Linked DNA regions of Homo sapiens: regions 2 and 3 are each linked to region 1. The links are chromatin contacts, found by Hi-C or POLR2A ChIA-PET in ENCODE. All regions are on one chromosome and are shown on one strand. The core of a region is the stretch at or near the end of the contact, and the rest is flanking DNA. Distances in the headings are between cores, read along the strand shown. Region 1 overlaps LOC105369905 (a long non-coding RNA gene). Region 2 overlaps UBE2N (ubiquitin conjugating enzyme E2 N). Region 3 has its middle 100 kb from the start of LINC02404.

What was found. Hi-C counts contacts between places; a loop is a spot of excess contacts on that map. ChIA-PET counts read pairs that join two places held with the same protein, here RNA polymerase II (POLR2A). Pooled maps may share reads with other maps.
Region 2: a map of endothelial cell of umbilical vein shows a loop between it and region 1 (3-fold over the local background). The contact joins two enhancer-like sites. A Hi-C loop is called at or near these places in 1 of 168 maps with a recorded cell type or tissue (endothelial cell of umbilical vein) and 4 of 50 pooled maps. POLR2A ChIA-PET finds 5 or more read pairs at or near these places in 1 of 52 experiments (GM12878).
Region 3: a loop to region 1 is called in a map of heart right ventricle, with 3 times the contacts of the local background. The contact joins two enhancer-like sites. A Hi-C loop is called at or near these places in 3 of 168 maps with a recorded cell type or tissue (CD8-positive, alpha-beta T cell, endothelial cell of umbilical vein and heart right ventricle) and 6 of 50 pooled maps. POLR2A ChIA-PET finds 5 or more read pairs at or near these places in 1 of 52 experiments (AG04450).

The regions. Positions count from the first base shown.
Region 1 is chr12:92,568,129-92,572,174 of GRCh38, reverse strand. The region is part of intron 1 of LOC105369905 (a long non-coding RNA gene); the gene reads right to left. Among named protein-coding and RNA genes, the nearest start is that of LINC02397, 100 kb to the right of the region's middle. RefSeq lists an enhancer at 1,524-1,653. Within about 2 kb of position 1,639, at least 5 of the 41 ENCODE cell types and tissues checked have a DNase peak (open chromatin) inside an H3K27ac peak, as active enhancers do; they include GM12878, where a contact is called at or near this core.
Region 2 is chr12:93,424,053-93,428,098 of GRCh38, reverse strand. All of the region lies in intron 1 of UBE2N (ubiquitin conjugating enzyme E2 N), which reads left to right. Among named protein-coding and RNA genes, the nearest start is that of UBE2N, 16 kb to the left of the region's middle. RefSeq lists an enhancer at 1,661-1,710. Within about 2 kb of position 1,943, at least 3 of the 41 ENCODE cell types and tissues checked have a DNase peak (open chromatin) inside an H3K27ac peak, as active enhancers do; they include GM12878, where a contact is called at or near this core.
Region 3 is chr12:91,976,110-91,980,155 of GRCh38, reverse strand. No RefSeq gene overlaps it. Among named protein-coding and RNA genes, the nearest start is that of LINC02404, 100 kb to the right of the region's middle. Within about 2 kb of position 1,940, at least 3 of the 41 ENCODE cell types and tissues checked have a DNase peak (open chromatin) inside an H3K27ac peak, as active enhancers do.

The sequences.
Region 1 (4,046 bases), core at 390-2,889:
GTAAATATTTTTCTGTTTTGGCTCACAGACTCTTTTGTGAAGATTTGAGCCCCAAAGAGTAAATATTCTGATTTCAAGCTCCTCTTGAATCATCAAATGATGTGGCAACCCTGGTCCCTGTGGGCTTCATGGCTGCAATGACAAGTGCTAAGTATCTGGCCAGTTTTTTTGGTTGTTTGTTTTGGTTTTGCGACGGAGTCTCACTCTGTTGCCAGGCTGGAGTACAGTGGCGTGATCTCGGCTCACTGCAACCTCTGCCTCTCGGGTTCAAGCGATTCTCCTGCCTCAGCCTCTTGAGTAGCTGAGACTACAGGCATATGCCACCACGCCCAGCTAATTTTTTGTATTTTTAGTAGAGATGAGGTTTCACCGTGTTAGCCAAGATAGTCTTGATCTCCTGACCTCAAGTGATCCGCCCACCTCAGCCTCCCAAATTGCTGGGATTACAGACATGAGCTACCGCATCTGGCGGTATCTGGCCAGTTTAAGTGAGGCACACACTCTCCATTTCATCAGTCTTCCTACTCCTAATTTTCTCCCTAACATCAAAGCAAGGCTTCAGTTATCGTTTATCATCATATTTGCACTGTTGCTTTTCTTATAGTGGATAATTGTTTCTTGATATTGTTGTCTCCACCAAAAATTAAAGATAGACCAAGAGGATCACGTGCTTTTCCTCAAACTCAGTGTGTGCCGTTCATGTACTTTATGGCTTGGTGACTGTGGACATTTAAATTTCCCCTGCTCTTACTTTGGAGGAAACAGAATAAAGGCCCGTAGGGTGTCTCACTATGTAACTGTCTAAAATCTGTTGACTGTTTTCTCTGCTACCAACGCTTAGTGAGAATGGGAAGTGAACTCCACTCCCTGGGCAAGCAGGGAGAGCTGAATATCTAATTGATTTTTAGTCAAAGATATAAAAAAATCCTAGCTCCACTCTTCTAAAATGTAAGACTGCACTTGTTTTTAATTGCTACTCAATATATTAAGAATTTATACTATATTAAGCAAAACAGATCTCCAGATCCCCTGCCCTGGAGAACATATGCTACTCATTTTTTTCTTTGTTGGAGAAATTAATCTTGCCATCTCCAAACCCTTGTTTCTTACATATTAGCAAGACATTAAAAATTAATTTTGAATGTTTCCTAAACACTTAAAAACACGTCACGTAAGTGCAGGTATCTCTGGTATCATGAAGAGCCCTGGTCTGTGACCTAAGAAACAGTTTGCAGTTAGTTTTGCACAGTTAATATGTTACCCAAAGATAGAGTGTAAGTCATGCCACATATTCAGAGCACTAGAGGAACTCACTGGGGGAATTTGTGAATTATTTTGTAAAGTAAAGAACTTGAAGGTAATATGCAAAGTCGCTCAATATATTCTTTTTGTAAGAACGGAGTATTCTATTAGGAATTAATACAGTGTCTTTGCACTATATATGTGCTATGATGCCTAAAATATCCGTTTCCTTATATGTAACCAAAATTACTGATGGAGTTCTATTTATGTTTGCCTTATGCATCCTGGTCTACAGTTTTTCCCTTGCTTTCTTTTCTTCTTTCTGCCATGTGTCACTAAGCCCTGCTACACATCAAATCTTCAGCTTAAACTCAACCAGCAGAGGGTGCTGTTTGAGCACTTTAAATGGACTCCTCATCTTTTTGTTTTCCAAAGAGAACAATATGGGAATAATAGGCTGGGATGATATTCAATAGGCAAGATGCTGGCAAGAGAGTATGCATCAGTGATCAGGTTTCAGTATCGTTTTGCAGAAAAATCCCTTTGTTCTCTGCTGCACAAAAGGACATTCTTTGCAAAATGCACATACAGTTTCTGGTGATAAATGCATGTGTTTAAAGGTAGATGGTGATAAATGCATGTGTTTAAAGGTAAGATGAAGGGGGTGCTGGTGGTAGAGTGGAATCGGCTTCTAAATTTACTAAGTACTTGTATCCCTTTTAGGCTTGGTGTTCTGAATCAAGATATCAGCCCCACGTGTTCTCAGCTTGCTGGTAAATGATCATGAATAATTCCTGTAGTAGCAAATGACATAATAAAATAATCAGGCATTCCCTGCCCTTTGTAGATCAATGAGCACAGATGTCTCCAAATGGAAGGCGATACTGGAGAACACTCTACATCTTGTTGGGTTTGAACATTAGAGAATTAATGGCTGTTTATCAAAATAAAGTGAGCATCTCCCTGTCCTGAAATCATGTTCAGCATTAAATATATTGTAGAAGAATACTTTGTCGCTTAAGTTTTACATAAATTTGATCAACTGTGTCTAATAGTGGATTGCACATGTCTTAGTAACATTTGTATACTTGAGTTTTTATATTAACCATTTAAAAATTTTATCAAAAAGAGAAAATTCCATATAACAACAATAACAAAAGACAAAAGCACTCCAGCTGAAGAGTAATCATTCCTGTCCCACTCCTCTTATCCTCAATGTCTCTCCACACATGTAACTTTTAATTTTTATAGCATTTTTTGGTTAGTAACCTCTCTATCTCTGAATAATATGCTTACATTGATAACTCTTGAGTTATTAGTTTTATATATGATATTTGTTTTCCTACACTGACAGATGAGAATGTAACTTAAGTCACTCAATATCTCCCGTTAGTCATATTTCTATTTTAGACCTTTATTGGTTATGTAAGGAAAACATTTGTTCCTTTAACAGTAAGCAATTTATTGTGAGTCCTCATCTTTTCAGTCCTTTTCTTCCACTTCCATCTCCCAATAAAAAGGCATTCTTCCTTTTTCTTGAGCATCTAGTATTGCTGATGTGAAATTTAATGCCAGCTTGATCCTCATTCTTTGGCAGATAACCTGCTTTTCCTTTCTGCTTTTTTCTTGAAGTCATGATCCTAGATGGAAGTCTTCTTACAGCCACTGGCGAGCTCTTCTGATCTGAAATCTTGTATTTCAGCTATACAAACTCTCCTCTATCATTCACATTAACAATTTGCTTCCCTCCGTTTTTGCTGTTCCTACATGATGTTGAGATTAGTAAGATTTGCCTTCTGCTCTCTAATTGTAATTCCATCATCTTTGTCTGTAACTTTGTAAATCAATGAATAGTGTTTACACGGGGACTCAAAACAGTATTGTTTATCACAGTGTCAAGAAGTGTGCTGTTATATTTCCTGTCTTGTACAGCTTTTAATTTTTCTGAAGTTGCTAACTGGCTTTTTAAAAGTACTATTTGCCTTTATTACGTGCCCAACTTTTTTGTCCATTGCATCAGAGATTTGGTTAAAATTTTTCCAGAAACTTCCTTCTTCTGAAGCTACTTCAGGGAAGAGTGCTTCATCCTGTTACTCTTGTCTGTACTTGTTGTCTAGGCCTCCTATACAACTGTCTCTTCTTTGTTGGGCTGCTTTCCTCATTTGTGGAACTCCAGCCTTTTATTGAAAGACACACTCAACACAATTCCTAAGAAACTGTATGTGAGATGCAGCTTTTCTGATTCTTTGAATGTGTGAAAATCAGTACATGCAAATGTGATCTATGTTCACACCTGTATAGTAATTTAATTAGGTATAGAGAATATAGTTTAAAAATATGTTTTCCTCAGAATTTTAAAGGCATTATTCCTTTTTCCTGAGCATTTAGTATTGCTAATGTGAAATTTAATGCCAGCTTGATTCTCATTCTTTTGCAGATGATATGATCTGCTTTTCCTTTCTGCTTTTTCCTTTGAGCCGTGATCACGTGGTAGAAGTCATTTTACAGCCACTGGTGGGCTCTTCCCATCTGAAATCTTAAGGCTTTCAATTGAACAGAATCTCTTTTATCATTCAAATTAGCAATTTGCTTTCCTCCCGTTTTGTTACTTATTTTTCATAATTCCTACTAATTATCTGTTAGTCTTCCTGGTTTGATCTTTAACAGTAAAATAGTAACCAATATTATCTATTTTTTAAAAAATATTTTAAGTTCTAGGATACACGGGCAGAACGTGCAGGTTTGTTACATAGGTATACACATGCCATGGCGGTTGGCTGCACCCATCAACGTGTCCTCTACAT
Region 2 (4,046 bases), core at 694-3,193, 860 kb before region 1:
AAAAATACAAAAATTAGCCAGGTGTGGTGGCACATGTCTGTAGTCCCAGCTACTAGTTGGGAGGGTGAAATGGGAGGATCACTTGAGCCTGGGAGGTTGAGGCGGCAGTGAGCCAAGATTGTGTCACTATACTCTAGCCTGGGCGACAGAGCAAGATCCTATCTCAAAAAACTGAAAACTCTGTTAACATGCTGTGAATATGTTATATACTAAATAGTCAAGTAATAGATATTTATTTTCCCTTCACTTACTTTTACTATTCCAATCTCTAATTCATCGGTAAGATTCCAAAATCTCACTGAATATTGAAGGAAAACTCAAATGCTTCATTTATTTTTTTGAGGTATAATTCTCATACCATAAAATTCACCCACTCAAAGTGTACAGTTTAGTGGTTTTTTCATGTATTCACAAAGTAGTACAACATCATCACTTGCTAATTCCAGAAGATTTTTGTCACCCCAAAAAGAAAAACCCTGTGCTCATTAGCAGTCACTCTACCTTCAACCCCTGGCAACCATTTATCTGCTTTCCAATTCTATGGATTTTCCTATTGTACACACTTCATATAAATGGAATTATACAATATGTGGCCTTTTCTTTCTGGCTTCTTTCATTTAGCATGTTTTCAAGGTTCATGTATATTGTAGCATGTATTAGTACTTCATTCCTTTGTAAATATTTTACCTGAAGTGTTTTCTAAATAAAACCTTTTAAAAAGTGATAGTGCTGAAGGGAAGCAAGGTAGAATTTTTAGGAGATAGGTAATCTGTATTGGCTCTCATAAAACTAGTCACATGTGAAGCCTGCATTGCTTTAGAACAGGGATTTCCAACCTTTTGGCTTCCCTGGGCCACAGTGGAATAAGAATTGTCTCATGGCTGGGCATGGTGGCTCACGCCTGTAATCCCAGCCCTTTGGGAGGCTGAGGCGGGCCAATCCCTTGAGGTCAGGAGCTCGAGACCAGCCTGGCCAACATGGTGAAACCCTGTCTCTACTAAAAATACAAAAATTAGCTGGGTGTGGTGGCACACGCCTGTAATCCCAGCTACTTGGGAGGCTGAGGTGGGAGAATTGCTTCAACCTGGGAAGCAGAGGCTGCAGTGAGCCGAGATCGTGCCACTGCACTCCAGTCTGGGCGACAAAAGAAAAAAAAAAAGAATTGTCTTAGGCCACACATAAAATACACTAACACTAATGATAGCCGATGAGCTTAAAAAAAAAAAAATCTGCTGATGCACCCATGAGAGGGGAGACAGCACTGTCGTCTCTCGCAGTTTTCCCTTAACACTCCCTTATCTGCAGACTTAAACTAGGAGCCCCTGGCAGAGTCCTACCTCCAGAATCACAAAAGTGTAGAAGGAAAGTGAGAGACATTGATTGACTTTATATCTGACTTACTAGTTTCCTAAGGCAGAGATTTTTTAGAAAACTGCCTGGCCTGGCCCAGCCCAGGATAGATAGGGATGGGTAAGAAGCCCTTGAGATGTGGCAGTATGTGGCTTGACTTCAGACTTGTCAGATTAGGGGTTTTATAGGGTTTTTTTAGCTCTTGTTTTGATTAAGCTTGTTTGACTTGCAGGGTGTCTCCTACCTGTGTTCCAGCCACCCGATTTCCTTCCTCAAGAAAACTGTTTACTTACACTATTCAAATTAGTTATTCTCAGGGCTATTTTTATGACTTTGTAGCTTTTTTTTTTTTTTTTTTGGATGCAGTTTCACATAATAACATTGCTGGCTCGTGTTGCTAGCAAGAACTGATTCCAGCATTTATGTTCTTTGAATGTATTGTCGCATTCTTTCGGAGACTCAAGCTGTCCACATGAAGTGGATGAATTTGACCCAGTATTATTGTCCATCGTACTCTATTGTAATACATCAGCCCTAGTGTGTAAGTTTGTGCTTATTTCAGTTACATTAAAATCTGAGTTGTCTGGATCATTTCCTCTTCTGGCTTAGTAGTGCAGGACGAGATAATCTGAAATCACAGAAGAGTAAAAAATCTGCTGAGTTATTTACTCCAGCTGGATCTCTTAAGACTGTTCAAATTTCAGACCTAATTGATAATCTGTGAAATATTAAAGTCCCTAACCAAGCTGTTTCATTTCAGATTCTTCCCAAAACCTTGAGGTAGGGGAAAGAATCATCTTTAATATGTCAACTCGTGATTATTGAGGCAATGATCACTTTTTTAAATTGAGGAAAATGCTTATTAGATTGTTGAAGCTGCCTAGAGGGGCAAAAGAAGTGATAAGGCTGGTATCTCTGGTGCTTCGTAATTGGTCCATTTAAGTGTATGACCTGTAGGAATAGTGTCAAAGCTAAGGCTTTTGGACAGACGTGTGAAATAGTTTGTAAAGATTCGGTTTGGAGTCTTGCAAGTCTTTTTTTCTGCATACTCCTGCTCTTTGCAGTCACTGCTTGGCTAGGCCTACTATTTTTGGAAGTTCTTGAATTTCCTTTTAACCCAGTCAGTGGTTTTCCTTACTCTGTGGGGTTGGTCTCAGGTAGTTCTGCAGTTGATCTGTTCATTAACCAGTAAGAAATGCAAGACACACTGGTGTCCAACATTGGGTCTGCAAATGTTAGACACAGGCCTTGATCTCTAGGAACTAGTTTAGTTGGAGAGACAGTAAGGTAGCAAAGTGTGTAAGGGATGGCTTACAGAAGGTTCATTCCTACTGTAGTCTTTTGCTGACCTCTTAATTGACAATTGACTTTCAAGATGGTAGAAATGCTGCTTTTCATGACTAAAATAATGTTTTATGGCTCAGAGAGCCTTACTTCCTAATTCTCTAGAGCAAAACACTGATTTAGGGAATATGAAATGTATGTTTATGTATGGCAGGAACAAAGAATCTGAGGCCAGACTCTTGAGTTTGATTTCTAGCTCTGCCAAATATTAGCTTGGGCAACCTCATTTGACCTCTCTGCTTCTTTATCTGCTTAATATACTAATCTAGCTCTATGGTAATTGGAAGGATTAGAATGTAAAGAACAGACCCTAACGTAATACTGAGCCTTATGTAGTGTTGGTTATTACTGTTTTCTGACTTTGCAAAGATGCTGCTTCACCATAAACATAAAAAGATTGAATGTCTTCCTAGTGTGTGGGAAAATGGTTTGTTCGTTTCATAAACGAAACAAAGTTCATTTATGTATTTGTTTCACAAAATAGATAACATTAAATATAACTCTCTGAAGTGAGGCATAGATTTTGTGAAAGCACAATGAATGCTCATTTACCGACAGTGGATAGCAAAATGGGATGTTTTGGGTAAATAACATTTTGATTTCATTAAAATTATCATATGTGTAATCCATTTTCCATGGGTTAGGTAATAATAAAGTTGATCTTTGCAACTGCTAAATTGAAGTTTTATTTTTTAATCCAAAGTATTTCACTGTATAACTTCAAGAGGCGCCATTTATGCAGACTGTCATACGAATGGTCCTCTCCTGAAGCTGTGCGGTATGGTTAGCCCTGAGAGAGGATGCTTACTGTGTGGGAGACAACCCTCCAATATCTGCATGCTTTCATGTTTCCTAATTTATCTCAGAGTTAGTATGCAGAGTGTGAAAGACTGTTTTAATTTTTCTTTCCTGATGGTTTGGATTTTATACAAAATTGTGTTACTGGTACAATTGGATTGAGAATGCAAATCTGAGCGAAATGTAACTTGTTTTTTTGTTTGCTTCGCTGAAAAGTTCAACTGCTCTGCTTCCATCTGTTCTTGTCTTGCCTTACCTATTATGGAGTCCTCAGGCATTAAATTTTGTTGTGATTGCTGCATTTGAAACCAGAAGTAACCTGAAGAAAAAGGGTCGAGTAAGTAAATACATGGTAGCTATACTAGTATAGTCACTAGCTTGTAGGCCAGGAAAAGTACCTGTTTATGCCGTATGGTTTTTAAAGAATATTGATTTGTCTGTAAATCAACTAGCCTTGAGGAAAGTGGCTGCAGTGACACAGGAGTGAAAAAATGTAAACATATTAAACTGTTTTTAAGGGCTTTTGTCTTTATCAGAACAACAACAACAAAAAA
Region 3 (4,046 bases), core at 691-3,190, 590 kb after region 1:
ATTATTATTATCCCCATTTAACAGACAAGGGAACCGAGTCACAGAAACATCAAATAAATTGCTCAAAGTCACACAGCTAGTAAATGCCAGAGGTGGATTTAGCTCAGGTAATTTGAGTAGAAAATTTTATACTATATAGCACTATTTTACTTGTACTCTCAGCCTTTCTTTAAGTCAGATATCAAGAAAAATTATCTGTATTTGTCTTGCCATAGCAGTGCTGCATCATAAAAAATTGTATATTTTCACAAGTGGTCTAGGTACTATGACCTCCCTTACAGAAATCTAGTAATCTAATAATCAATCTCCAGTAAGCTATTTCCTTGTGTATTAGACATATCAAAGCATGTAAAAGAAATAGGAGAAGTAATTCCTTTTAATGGACCTGAAGATTTACAAGAGTAGATGATCTTTTGGGGAGGTTAAAAGGATAGAGTTGGTTCTATAAGGTCTTAAGTTCATATTGGAGAGGCAATTGATAGTGACCCTTGAATTTACTTCATTTTAAGCCATTATCATCCAGATTTTAGCTAGGTCTTTATCTCAGTTTGTTTTGTGCTATTTTAAAAGAATATTGGAGGTTGGGTAATTTATAAAGAACAGACATTTATTTCTCATACTTCTGGAGGCTGGCAAGTCTAAAATGATTAGGGTGCCAGCAGGTTGGATGTCTGATAAGGGTTCAGTCTTCATTTCCATGATAGTAATTTTTTTTTTTTTTTTTTTTTTTTTTTTTTTTTGAGACAGGGTCTCACTCTGTCACCCAGGCTGGAGTGCAGTGGTGTGATCTGGGCTTACTGCAGTCTTCACCTCCCAGGCTCAAGTGACTCTCCTGCCTCAGCCTCCTGAGTAACTGGGACAACACACAGATGCCACCATGTCTGGCTACTATTTGTTATTTTTTTGTAGAGACGGGGTTTCACCATGTTGGCCAGGCTGGTCTCGAACTCCTGAGCTCAAGTGATCCACATGCCTCAGCCTCCCAAAGTGCTGGGATTACAGGCGTGAGCCACTACACCCAGCCACCATGATGACGCTTTGAATGCTGCATCCTGTGTGTGTGCGTGTGCGCGTGCGTGTGTGTGTGCACATATGTGTGTGCGTCTGCCTGTGTGTGCGTGTGTGTATGTGTGTGTGGATGGGGGAGGAATGCTGTTCTTTGCACGGCAGAAGAGCAGAAGCGGATGAACCCACTCCTGAAAGCCATTTTTATTGCAGAATGAATTTATTCACTAGGGCAGAGCCCTCATGACATAAACAACTTCCATTATGCCCTACCTCCCAACACTGTTGCATTGGGGATTAAGTTTCCAACACGAGTTTTGGAGGGGACAAACATTCAAATCATAGCAGTCTGTCACTGCTTGAGACACATGTAGGCTTGCCTCTAATTCCAATTTTTCAACTTGAGAGAGCTGTAGACCCCTCTACCTATCTCCCAGGACTCATAATCTTACTGTCCTCATCTCATGGTAGATAAGTTGTCTCTGTTTGTCACCACATTCACTCAGATGTAGAACCCAATCCTTTCACACATTTGCACAAGAAATCTAATCTACATTGATTATGAATTAGATTATGTGCCACAAAAATTTATATGGTGAGGTCCTAACCCCTAGTATCTCAGAATGTGACCCTATTTGGAAATAGAGTTGTTGCAGATATAAATAGTTAAGATGAGGTCATACTGGGTTAATGTGGGCCTCTAAACCAGTATGACTGTTGCCTTTATACAAAGAGGAAATATGAACACAGACACAGGGAGAACGCCACGGGAAGATGAAGCAGAGATCAGTGATGTGTTTATACAGCAAGGAATATCAAAGATTGCAGGGAAGCCATCAGATGCTAAAAGACAGGCATGAAACACATCCTTCCTTCACCACCCTCAGAAAGACCCCACCCTGCCAACACTTTGATCTTGAACTTTTAACCTCCAGAACTGTGGCAATACATTTTTGTTGTTGAAGCCATTCAGTTTGTGGTACTTTGCTATGGCAGCCCTAACAAATAAATACAATGTCTAACTTTTCCCACGTTGGGTAGATTTTTTTTTTTTTTTTTTTTGAGACGGAGTCTCGCTCTGTCGCCCAGGCCGGACTGCGGACTGCAGTGGCGCAATCTCGGCTCACTGCAAGCTCCGCTTCCCGGGTTCACGCCATTCTCCTGCCTCAGCCTCCCGAGTAGCTGGGACTACAGGCGCCTGCCACCGCGCCCGGCTAATTTTTTGTATTTTTAGTAGAGACGGGGTTTCACCTTGTTAGCCAGGATGGTCTCGATCTCCTGACCTCATGATCCACCCGCCTCGGCCTCCCAAAGTGCTGGGATTACAGGCGTGAGCCACCGCGCCCGGCCAGATTTTACTGAAGACATTTGCGGGAAGGCATGTCACAGGGAGAAACACATCACACAGCCCACAGCACTCCCTCAGTTAAATTGCCCCACATCTCCCTTCACTCTCTCTTCTCATCTCCTCCATCCTGGATTAACCCCCAAATATTCATATTTAAATTTATCTCACTGTTTTTCCAGAGTAGCTTTTCTCTTCCATTGAAGTTGTGACTGCAACCAATACCCATGTCCTTGGGTTCTGCTTCTAGCACAGACATTAATCAAACAACACATCCGACACAGTCTATTCACTGAGAGAGATGCCTGTGCCAAATGTCACAGTAAAAACATTTTCTAGATGGCCTGCTCTCAGATCTTGGCTCTGCTATTTACTAGCCACATGAACTCAGGTAAGTTACTATACCTCTTGACAATCAGGATAATACAAAGGAAAATAAATTGTTCTACCAAAAAGACAGATGCACTTGTATGTTCATTGCAGCACTATTCACAATATCAAAGACATGGAATCAACCCAGTAGTCCATCAACTCTGGATTGAATAAAGAAAATGTGCTACATATTCACCACGGAATACTATGCAGCCATAAAAAAGAACAAAATCATGTCCTTTGCAGCAACATGGATACAGCTGGAGGCCATTATCATGAGAAAACTAATACAGAAACAGAAAATCAAATATCACATGTTCTCACTTACAAGTGAGAGTTAAAAACTGAATACGCATGAACATAAAGATAATAACAATAGACAATGGAGATTACTAGAAGGGAAGTAGAGGAGGGGTCCAAGGGTTGAAAAACTACTCTTTGGGCACTATGCTCCCTACCTGGGTGATGGAGATTCATTTGTACTCCAAACCTCAGCATCATGCAATATACCTTTCTAACAACTGACACATGTACCCCTGATTCTAAAAGAAAAGTTGTTGTTGTTGTTGTTTTTGTTGTTGTTTTGAGACAGAGTCTCATTCTGTGGCCCAGGCTGGAGTGCAGTGGTGTAATCTCGGCTCACTGCAACCTCTGCCTCCCAGGTTCAAGTGATTTCCCTGCCTCAGCCTCCTAAGTATCTGGGATTACAGGTGCCTGCCACCACAACTGGCTAATTTTTATATTTTTAGTAGAGATGGGGTTTCACCATGTTGGCCAGGCTAGTCTCGAACTCCTGACCTCAGGTGATCCACCCACCTTGGCTTCCCAAAGTGCTGCAATTACAAGCATGAGCCACCGCCCCTGGCCTTAAAATAAACGTTTTTTAAAAAGGAAATGACAGTACTCCATAGCACCCGTCTTATGTTCAATGCTCCCAAAAGCAGGCTCTGAGGACAGACCATTGTGTGTAGATGGCTCACTGGGGAAGCTTCTGAGGAATAGCGCTGTAACAGGGGGAGAGGAGCAGGATGGGGAAGAGATGCAGGTGCAACAGAGGCCTCAGCCCACCATGGAAGCTGGGGAGCTGGATGGCCCTTTAGAGAGCGGTCTCATAATAAGGCAAGGAAGCTGAGGCTTTGCCCTCTCTCACCCGCAACAACTAGGCATTGGAAGTGGACTACCCACAGTGAGGGCTCATAACCTTGAATGAGGCAGTTCCTTTGGCTGAAAGCAACTTCTGGAGAGCAACTCAGCTCTGAGTGGTCATTCGCCAACACTGTATTAAATAGCTGGGGAAATAAGGGTCTTGATCCTGTGGTCAGTT